Regions from separate parts of the Homo sapiens genome. Here regions 1, 2 and 3 are each linked to region 4. The links are chromatin loops, found by intact Hi-C in ENCODE. Cell type or tissue: CD4-positive, alpha-beta T cell. All regions are shown on one strand.

What was found. A loop is a pair of places that touch in the nucleus more often than their neighbours do. Peaks named below come from ENCODE experiments on the same cell type or tissue, not always from the same donor. Only the 100,000 strongest peaks of a DNase experiment are listed, where the experiment ranks them.
Region 1: a loop joins it to region 4, with 11 times the contacts of the local background. A loop is called at or near these places in 41 of 110 quality-filtered maps.
Region 2: it touches region 4 in a loop (2.6-fold over the local background); 4 of 110 quality-filtered maps call a loop at or near these places.
Region 3: a loop joins it to region 4, with 7 times the contacts of the local background. A loop is called at or near these places in 2 of 110 quality-filtered maps.

What each region holds. Positions count from the first base shown.
Region 1 is chr22:43,387,214-43,389,713 of GRCh38, reverse strand. LOC105373053 (a long non-coding RNA gene) reads left to right here. Exons shown (of 4, transcript XR_938288.3): 3 at 1,495-1,627. Among named protein-coding and RNA genes, the nearest start is that of LINC01639, 12 kb to the left of the region's middle. RefSeq lists enhancers at 495-1,073, 1,074-1,652. In CD4-positive, alpha-beta T cell, CTCF peaks have their summits at 1,102 and 1,217 (motif pointing left); a DNase peak (open chromatin) is centred at 1,193; H3K27me3 peaks cover 858 bases.
Region 2 is chr22:44,684,043-44,686,542 of GRCh38, reverse strand. It overlaps a transcript of PRR5 not described here. Among named protein-coding and RNA genes, the nearest start is that of PRR5, 17 kb to the left of the region's middle. RefSeq lists enhancers at 216-716, 597-916, 1,893-2,432. In CD4-positive, alpha-beta T cell, CTCF peaks have their summits at 1,357 and 1,557; DNase peaks (open chromatin) are centred at 942 and 1,612; H3K4me3 peaks cover 475 bases.
Region 3 is chr22:43,230,402-43,232,901 of GRCh38, reverse strand. SCUBE1 (signal peptide, CUB domain and EGF like domain containing 1) reads left to right here. Exons shown (of 22, transcript NM_173050.5): 8 at 1,027-1,149. Among named protein-coding and RNA genes, the nearest start is that of SCUBE1-AS2, 19 kb to the right of the region's middle. RefSeq lists a silencer at 1,365-1,659. In CD4-positive, alpha-beta T cell, CTCF peaks have their summits at 1,256 and 1,456 (motif pointing left); a DNase peak (open chromatin) is centred at 1,461.
Region 4 is chr22:44,625,198-44,627,697 of GRCh38, reverse strand. It overlaps LINC00229 (long intergenic non-protein coding RNA 229), which reads left to right and starts at 2,279. Exons shown (of 5, transcript NR_044991.1): 1 at 2,279-2,381. In CD4-positive, alpha-beta T cell, a CTCF peak has its summit at 1,299 (motif pointing right); DNase peaks (open chromatin) are centred at 1,317 and 2,087.

The DNA of each region.
Region 1 (2,500 bases), 1.2 Mb after region 4:
GGGAGGAGGGAGAAGGAGGAGGAGGGAGAACAGGAGAGCATTTTGAAGGCTGACTCCAAGTGGCTTTAGGAACCCATAAGTTTGAAGGGCTTAAATTAAGCAGGGTCAGCTGATTGGTGCCTGCCGGCTCCCTGGGAACACAGGCCAGATTCCCTCCTCCAACCCTACAACTCCTCCTGCCTTCCCCTAACCATCTGGAAAATCACCATGGCAGGCGGAGGGGTCAGGATGCCCTGATCCACACTCTAGCCTCTGTCACCAGCTGTGTGGCACGTAGCTGTCCCTTAATCTCTCTGGCCCTGGTCTCCATCTGTGCAATGGGGAAAACTAACACCCCCAGCCTGAGCTGCTGGGAGGACCAAAGTCCATTTCAAGTGTAAAACACAAAAGGGGACTTTGCAAACTACAAAGCACTGTCCCCTGGTGAAGGGCGCTAGCACTGGGACCCGGACCCTAAAGAACCCACTCAGTGTCTCCCACCCTAAAAACTCCCTAGAAGGTTTTTCTCTAGAAGGACCCGAATCTTTCTGGCTAAGGGGTTTTCAAGATGAAACTATTTCTTCCCACACAATTATAGCAAACAGGCTCTTTGCAGCACCCCTACACACACACAGACACACACACACACCCCTGGGTAGATTCTCTGGAAGAATGTTTCAGAAGCCAAGGGGCCTCTGGGGGCCTCTGGGGTGGGGAGGTGGGGAGGGAGGGAGCAAAGAGACCTAGTTTTTACCGAATGCTTTTTGTACGGCTTAGATTTCTTTCCACCTTCCTTCCTATCAGGTGCACCCAATTACCCCTCAAAAGCATTCTTTTATACTTTTATACATTTATTCAGTTTTAACAAATGAAACATGTGACCCATGGCTCCTCCCTCCTTCCCCCACCCTGGATCCCTGGCTTCCTGGCCTCCCCTGCCTCATGCCAACATTCTGGCTCCCACGTTCCAGCACCTGCCCCAGCCAGACCCGGGGCCGGGCTCCAACCAGGGGCTGTCACTTCCACCTGGGCCCCCCTTGAAGCTGTCGACCTGGAGCTGGCTCTAGAGGGAAGAACAAAAGTGCGCTGCTCCTTTCAGGGAGCTGTGAGCAGACACACCCCCAAACACGAATGCACTGGGATGGGGCGACCTTGACAACACCCAGAGCCCTCCCGCCTAGCCGCCCTCCTTGCAGGCCCCACTGGCCGGCGGGCGCCACCTGCTGGACGCAAGCGAGAAGTGCACGCTGGTGCCCACTCATCTCCTTGGTCCTTCCAGACTGAGACGGGCACAGCGGTCTGCAGCCCTGGGCAATGTGTCCCGGGCTCCCGCCGGGGGCGCGACATCCTCCTCCCCACAAGTTTCTCCCAACAGCTGTTTCAGGTGTTTTTCCCAGACATGACGTTTTTACATGTTGGAGGTGTGTCAGACTAAAAATCTCCATTCACTCCCCAAATGTGCAGCGGGGCAGCCCAGTGACATGGTGACCAACAAGATGTTCATGGTCCCTGCAGGCTCTGAGGACCGGCGGCTGAGATTAAACAACTTATTACACAAAGAACCATTTAATTGCAAGCACAATCACGCTTAGTGGAGAAGGAGAGAACGGAGCACGGTTTAAGATGATCTCCTCACCAGTTCTGCAAGGTAGGATTCATTGCTATATTACAGAGGAGGCTCAGAGAGGTGCAGTGACTCCCCTAATATCACACAGCAAGAGAAGGTGGGGCTCAGATAGGGACCCGGGTCGTCCAGGCCCCAGGAGGCTGGGAAGGTGCAGGGTCCCCAATAGACCCACTGCCAGTTTGCAGAAATAGCCTCCAACCCCCTCCCTCACAAGGGTCCAGGGAGCAGCTCTTTCCCCAAAGGCTGGTTTCAGCAGGTTGCAACCACTGCTAGGGGTTATAGGGGTTACACCAGGCCCCCTGCAAGAGCTGCAGACTCTCTTGTCTAAAACGACAAGCAGACAGAACGGAGTCCTCAGACACTGTCCCCGAGAGACCACCTTCCTCTGCCTCTGCTCACCTCCCTTTTCAGCAAACTAGCCCACCATCCTTCATAACAGAAGAGGGGCCTGCAGTAAAACATAGCATGCCTGGGCCCCCTACAAATTGCCATCTCCTCCCTGGCCTCAGTTTCCCTGCCTGTCTATATAATGAGAGGTCAGACCGGCTGGTCTAAAGGTCAAGGTTGATCGAAGCACTCTAACTCTCCCCACCCACCTCCCTTCATCAGCCAGTGCAGAGACACACACGCCCCTCCATGGTGCTGGATGTCCTCAGTTTTCCCAAAATGACCTGGCTTTGAAAGACCAAGGCCAAAATGGTTTGGCGGTGACTGTGGAGGCCAGCAGGACTCCCTGGCCACACGGTGACTCAAAGAGGCAGCCGGCAGGACAGCCCTGTCTCCCCTTGGGACAGTGATGCAATCCATGGGCAGCTGGGAGGGCTCCGCGGGCCAGACTGCTGGGCAGGCCCCCTCGCTTTCTGAGTTTCGGGCCCTCACTGTAACCTGCAGACC
Region 2 (2,500 bases), 59 kb before region 4:
GAGACTCCATCTCAAAACAAAACAAACAAATAAAAAAAATTAGCCAGGCGTGGTGGCACATACCTGTAATCCCAGCTACTCGGGAGGCTGAGGCAGGAGAAGCTTTTGATCCCGGGAGGCACACGTTGCAGTGAGCCGAGTTAATGCCACTGCACCCCAGCCTGGGCGACAGAGCGAGTCCCTGTCTCAAAAAAATCAACAACAACAACAACAACAAAAACACAAGAATAGAACAAGATGTTGTGAAAGCCAGGTGCCCAATAGGGGAACTTCTTTTTCTTTTCTTTTTGTTTTGAGACAGTCTCACTCTGTCGCCCAGGCTGGAGTGCAGTGGTGCGATCTCAGCTCACTGCAACCTCTCTCTCCTGGGTTCAAGGATTCTTGTGCCTCAGCCTCCAAGTAGCTGAGATTACAGGTGTGTGTTACCACACCTGGCTAATGTTTGTACTTTTAGTAGAAACGGGGTTTCACCATGTTGGCCAGCCTGCTCTCACTCCTGACCTCAGGGGATTTGCCTGCCTTGGCCTCCCAGAGTGCTGGGATTACAGACGTGAGCCACCATGCCGGGCCCCAATAGGGGAACTTCTGATGTGTGGCATCATCACGGTGCTCCCCCAGGGAGAAAGGATGGTACCACGGAAGCCAGGGCCCTGGGCACAGGGCCTGCAAGTGGAACCATCTTTCTGGGCACTATCTGGGTTAGAAGGGGACAAAGTTAGGCGGAAGGGGCATCACGTATCTCGGCTTTGATTCCAGCCCCACCCTTGGTGCTTGGGATTCTGTGTAGAAGTTCTGAGCAACTCCAGCATGTGCCTGGGCATGTCTGAGAGGGTGTCAGGCACCACAGCCCACGCCTGGCAGAGTCACGGTGGCTGTGAGTGTGCCTTTCACTGGGGAGAGCTTGTGGCTTTCACTGGGGAGAGGGGTGTGGCTTTCACTGGGGAGAGGGTGTGGCTTTCACTGGGGAGAGGGGTGTGGCTTTCACTGGCGAGAGGGGTGTGGCTTTCACTGGCTTCTCTGAAAGCGCAAGGCTCCCACCTTAAGGAGAAACTGAGGGATAAGCATGGCCCTTCTCTATGGAGCATCCACAGATTTGGGGTGGAGGAGGGAAAACATTTTTCTGATTAAATACACATGGCTCTATTCCAGACAGAGGAGAAATCGTTTTTTGTTTGTTTGTTTTGAGATGGGGTCTTGCTCTGTCCATTCTAGTCTCCACTGTCCATTTTACAGATGGTGAGACTGAGGCCTTGCACAGGAGTGGGATATGTAGGGTCACCAGCAGAGCAGGACTGTCCCAGTGCATGGGGTAAAGGACACATGCTCACTCACGGAGGCCCTACTGGGTGCTGGCACTGCGTACCCATCTACCCTCCGACCTGGGGCAGACCTACAGGCCAGAATTTCCACCCACATTTTTCAGAAGAGGAACCAGAGGCTCCGAGGGAAAGCTGACTTGCCCGGGTTGTAGGGTGAGTGAGTGGAAGGGCTGAAATCAGAGCCCAGCTGTGACTCTGGAGCTACACGCTTCCCACGGTCAGTAACCCCAGCGGCCACCAGGAGCGCCTACTTCGTGCCGGGCCCTGAGTCCCGGGCTGCCACTTCCCTTCCCCTGAGAGCCACAAGAGGGCAGTAAAGGGAGGCTCCAGAATCCCCAGGAGGGAGGACGCCTGAGCCTCCAGAGATGACATTTCACCAGGGCCTGGAAGGATGACCTCACCCAGCACGGCCAAGTGGAGCACAGACCAGAGCGACAGGAAGGGGCTGCTCCCCTACTGTGGACGCTGACATCAGCCCGGCCCTGTGCTCTGCACCCACACCCGCTGTCTGCCCCTAACCTCACAACAGTGCCCTGGGCAGAGAGCTGGGGGCGGGTGCAAGCTGGGCAACACCAGGCAGCACAGGCAGTTGGACCGCGGGTAGGAGGTGACCCTCAGGCATCCTGACCCTGGTCCCCAGTGCTCTTTGCCCCTTCCCCATCATCCCCAGGACATTTTCTTTTGAGTCTCGCTCTGTTGCCCAGGCTGGAGTACAATGGCGCGATCTCGGCTCACTGCAACCTCCACCTCCCAGGTTCAAGTGATTTTCCTGCTTCAGCCTCCTGAGTAGCTGGAACTACTCAGCTGCCGCCACCACGCCCAGCTAATTTTTGTATTTTTTTTGGTAGAGACAGGGTTTCACCATGTTGGCCAGGCTGGTCTTGAACTCCTGACCTCAGGTGATCCACCTACCTCGGCCTCCCAAAGTGCCGGGATTACAGGTATAAGCCACCGCGCCTGGCCATCACCAGCACATTTTCTACCACTCTCGAGGCTGGATCAGACTGGCTTCCAGCTCCTGGCCTCACTGGGCTCACAGCTCAGGCTCTGTGGGCACTGGGGTGGGGGCTGGGGTGGCCACAGGTGGCTTGTTTAACTGAAAAGCCCCAGGCCCCTCCTCAGCCCACCCCTCTGGCCCGGGCCCTCCTGGACCCTCAATCAATTCTGGAAGTCCTGGTTTC
Region 3 (2,500 bases), 1.4 Mb after region 4:
GGACCTCTAATGGCACAGAATGCCAGGCTGGCCCAAGGCCTAAGGGCAAAGCCCAGATGGGCCCGACAAGGGAGCAGGAGCATGGGGGCTCACAGGGGTCAGGGCTGTGTTTAGGGTGAGGAAGACATCTGTGAGGCATCGGCCAGCAGGCCATGCTGGGAGGGAGAAAGTTTCCTGTCCCTGGAGGTGTGCAAGCAGAGGCTGACTGGCAGAGTTGCTCAGGATGGCATCATTTATTACACGGGATCGGGCCAGGCAACCTTCGGAGCATACTACAACTCATTCACTGTTAAGCAAAGAAGCAGCTCAAACAAACAGGCGGGGAGTCAGGCTGGGAAAGGGGGGAGCGTCAGGCCCGCTGCATAGCCCAGCTCCCCACTTACCTTTTGAAGCCTCTTGAACCAGGTGCTTTCCCTCTCTAAGCCTCAGTCTACTCCTCAAACAGAGGCAAAAACACCTACTTTTTGAAAAAAGTTTCTTGAGCGCTGACCAAGCACCGGCACCGTGGAAGTGTTTTTTCACCTAGTCCTCGTGATATCCTTCAAAATGGGTGCACTTCCTGTCCTCGCTCTGCAAGCAGGAGACCAAGGCTCAGGGGTCCGGGAGCTTGCCGAGGTCACCAGAAGTGGTGCCTGCCTGCTCCAGCCTCCCTGCTGGCCAGGCGGCCTCCCTGAACCTGCAGAAGAGAGGACATGGGAGAGTCGCTGTCCCTGCTTTCTTGCCGGGCACAGCAGCCATCAGTTCCTCTCTACTCAATGTCTCACATCCCAGGCTTGCCAAGTCTCAGGGGAAGTGGTGAAGCTTGGGGAGCTGGCCCTTCCCAGTACAACCCAGCCCCGACCCTGACCCCTGCGAGACAGGGCCCCCACCCCTCTGCACAGCTGGGGAGCCAGCAGCCAGCTTGGGAAGTGGGCACCAGGCAACTCAGGGCAGTGTCATCCCCTGCCGCTAGCCTGCCGTCCCCCCGCTGGTCACACAAGCTGATTCTCCTGGCTCTCACTCCTCCATCCCCCTTGGCTCCCACAGACATCAACGAGTGCCTGGTCAACAACGGAGGCTGCGACCACTTCTGCCGCAACACCGTGGGCAGCTTCGAGTGCGGCTGCCGGAAGGGCTACAAGCTGCTCACCGACGAGCGCACCTGCCAGGGTGAGCCCCTGCCATGCCCCGGGTGGCTCTCGGGCCCAGCGGGATCGTGCCCCTTCCCCTCCTGGGCTGACACGGGCTCCTAGGAGGGGAGGGGAATGCGGATGGGGCTGGGCCCGAGGGAATGGGGTCCTTTACGACTCTAGGGGACATCCAGTCCAATCTGTTCCTTTTATTGATGGGACACTGAGGCTCGAGAGGGCTTCAGCACATGTCCCAGGTGGCAGAGGGAGCCGGTGGCCCAGCTCATCAGTTCACCCAGCCCCTCCCTTCCCAGGTGGCCCACGGGCCTCCCAGCATCGAACTCCTCTGGCTTCGGAGGTGGGATGCTGCCATCTGTTGGAAAGCGTTGCACATTGCAGGCAGGCGCTCTCAAACAATCCTCACCTGCTGGGAACAAGGATAATGAGGAGGGGTCTGGGCAGAAGCCAAGAATCCCGGCCCAGGAAGAGTCTAGTGGGATCCAGGATGCAGCAGGAGCCCAGAGGCTGGCAGTGCAGAGCGGGGTCAGGGAAGGCTACGGGGAGGGTCCGTTGGTGAAATGCCTGAGGGGTGAGTAGCGATTTTCCAGGAGGAGCCAGGGAGGTAAACCCACCCAGGAGATGGCGCTGCCGGCCTGAGGAGGTTTAGGGGACCACAAGGAACTTGGTGGGGCCGGATGAGGCCATGAGGAAGGAGACAGGTACCCTGTGGGCCCCACACTGGGAGAAAGTGCAGGGGGTGGGGCACCCCATGTAGCAGGGCAGGGGCTGTCTTTCCCTGACGATTATCCAGCTGTGCTCTGGTGGTTTTTTGCCCACGGGGTACCAGCAGTTGCGGGCAGCATGTGGCCTTGTCTGGGTACCAGGCTGTGCTTCTGCCTGTCAGTGCAGCTCAGGGGCTGGCACGGGGCAGGGTGAGGCCCTGAGGAGCGAGGGCTGTTCTCCCACAAGGTCCCTGAGGAATGTAAAAGCAGGAGGCTGGCGAGAGTAGGGCCAGGGCCTGCCGTCCTCAGAATCATGTGTGCCCCAGGCCAGCCGCTGCCTTCCCCAGGCTCAGCCTCTTCGTCCCTGGACGGGCATCCTGGCCCTGTCTTCTCCTCAGGGCCTGAGGTCTAGACAGGAGCACAGTGTCTGTCCAGGCCCTATCAGGGTTCTTCTGACTTTGACTTTGTTTCTCTGTTGGCCTTGCCAAGTTCTTCTGCAGAGGGCTGAGGAGAGCCCTTGACCTTGCATCCCAGCTGCCCCCTGAAAGAGGCAGGCGGCTGTCGAGGAGGAGGTGAGATCGCTTGTGAGGCCCTGTCCTCACCCGCCCCACCCCCACCTGTATCTTTTCCACCCCCTTCCAGGCTCATCTTTCTGAGGCCTTGGGGCTC
Region 4 (2,500 bases):
GCTCTGCGACTATTTCCTGTTGAATGCACATGGTCGTCCCAGGGCAGAGGCACCACTGCCCCAGTCTTACGGTGAAGGCACAAGGCCCAGGGAGGTGACGGAGCAGGGAGAGCTGGGAAGGCGGCAGAGCTGAGCTGTGAATCTAGGTCCAAATGCCCGATGCTGCCTCTCTCTCTTTTTTTTTTTCCAGATGGAGTTTTGCTCTTGTTGCCCAGGCTGGAGTGCAATGGCGAGATCTCGGCTCACCACAACCTCTGCCTCCCGGGTTCAAGACATTCTCCTGCTTCAGCCTCCCGAGTAGCTGGGATTACAGGCATGAGCCACCACGCCCAGCTCTACTAAAAAAATTTTGTATTTTTAATACAGACGGGGCTTCTCTATGTCGGTCAGGCTAGTTTCAAACTCCTGACCTCAGGTGATCCGCCCACCTCGGCCTCTCAAAGTGCTGGGATTACAGGTGTGAGCCACTGCACCTGGCCCCGAGGCCGCCTCTTAAGCACGGTGCCCCTGCCCCCTGCCTGGCTTCCTTCTCTCGCTAACTCACTGGCCAGCTGCACCTTGAAGAGGTGGGGCTGGAGGTCCATTTTCACTTCTGAAGGTCACCTGGGGGCATCTCGGAGGCAGAGCTGGGGTCTCTGCCCAGGGAGGCTCCTGTCTCTACACAGGAGGGGCTCCCCGTGGGAAAGGGGATTGGAAGCTGCGTTTGCAAAACCAGGACAGAAGAATAGGACCACCCACAAGGAAGGAAGGGCAGGAGGGAGAGGGTGGTGCCCCTTCCTCCCTGCAGCCTGCAACAGAGCCTCAAGCTTTCACAGCTTTCACCTGAGGAGGGAAGAGCTGGCTCGAGCTTGGCTTTTAGTGTGGGGTCCTCAGGGATGCGATTTGCCTTTTGAATGTCCACCTGGTGGTCGTGGGGTTCCTGCGATCCCTGCAACTCACTGGCTGTATGACCGTCTTCATTACCTTGTGCACAGGGTAAGCTGATAAGTAGTTAACTGGAGAACAGTGGTGGGGAAGGGAAGAAAGTTGGGTTGTCTGAAGCATCCAGGAAACTTGTATCTTCTGCATTGGTCCCCCATGCTTATCCTGACTGGATGTCCCCGTCTCACCCTAACCGTAAAGGTAACCCTAACCATAACCCTAACCCTAACCCTAATCCTAACCCTAACCCTAACTCTCTAACTCTCTAACTCTCTCTAACTAACAACTCTCTAACTCACTCTCTAACTTAATTAACATTATTCTTCCCAGGTGGGTGTGTGCTGCCTTCTCTTCATCAACCACTAGGTGGCAGCAGTGCCCCACAGATCCCATCAGGCCGCCTGCAGGCGGAGACTGGAGAGCCACCGTCCTTCCTGGGGTTGCCTCACACCTGGCCCCCTTCGTGGGCGCCGTCCAGGACGGTTCTGGACGATGAAAATTCCAGCTGTGGGCCCTCCTAGGGCTGGGCTGGGGAAGCCACACCTGCGCCCCTCAGTGTTCCCCAAGGATCACCATGTAGCCCATCAGCAAACCCTTCCTGCTGTGTCTGACCCCTGCCCAGGCTGTGGGAGGGAGGCCCCCAGGTGAGGGGGGATGGCAGTCAGGGAAGTTTCCCGGGAGGAAGGCCCAGCGGGGAGGCGGCCAGCCTGCCCCGGCCGGGGGTGTGTGGGGGCAGCCTGAGGAGGAGGGCTGCATCCTGGGGCTGCCCACATCCAGGACCAGCCAAATAATGAGCTGGCCCAGCCAAGGTGAACCAGAATGGGGGCTCTCCTTCACCAATGACTAAGAATCTCAAGACAGGATGGCAGAGCACTCAACCCAGCGCGGGGTCCTCTGGTCATGGGACCTGCTAGTTCCCTGCACTCCCCTTCCCAAATGTCTGGAGAAATGCTGTCCACAAAGTCTTACCCTCTGCCTGGTCAGCTCCCAGCAGCCCTGCCTGCCCTGGGATGGGCCAGCCTCATCCCCATTTTACAGAGGAGGAAACTGAGGCTCAGGGAGGGGAAGGGGCCTCCCTGGGAACCCCCATCCCTTTCATCTCCCTGGCCTTCTGCTCGTGAGCCACTGTCACTGCCATAGGAGCTGGGGGTTGGCCCTCAGAGTCCCAGGCCAGTCCCCACCCACCAGCGGTGTGTCCCTGCCCATCCGCCTCCTGATGGGGTGTGGAGAGGACCCCCTGGGATGGGTGAGTGAGGCTCCCGGCGCTCAGCGTCCAGCAAGTAATGATGATGATGAAAACAATGACGCTGTCACTTTAACAAACAGCCACTGTTGTTTCCATGACACTGGGAACCTGGACCACCTAGAACTGCCTCCTTCCAAGCGACACTGGGGCTGGCTCCCCATCTGAGCCGTCTGGAGACCCTGTGGCTGGCAGGCGACGCCGTCCCCCCGCCCAGGTGCTCCCAGCCCCCAGACCTACTGCAGCCCGGGAGGGGCTGAGGGTGCGGTTCCCGCAGGGTCCAGGGTTCTTTCTGGCTCTTGGAAGAGTGTGTGCCCTCTGATCCCCCCTAAATCC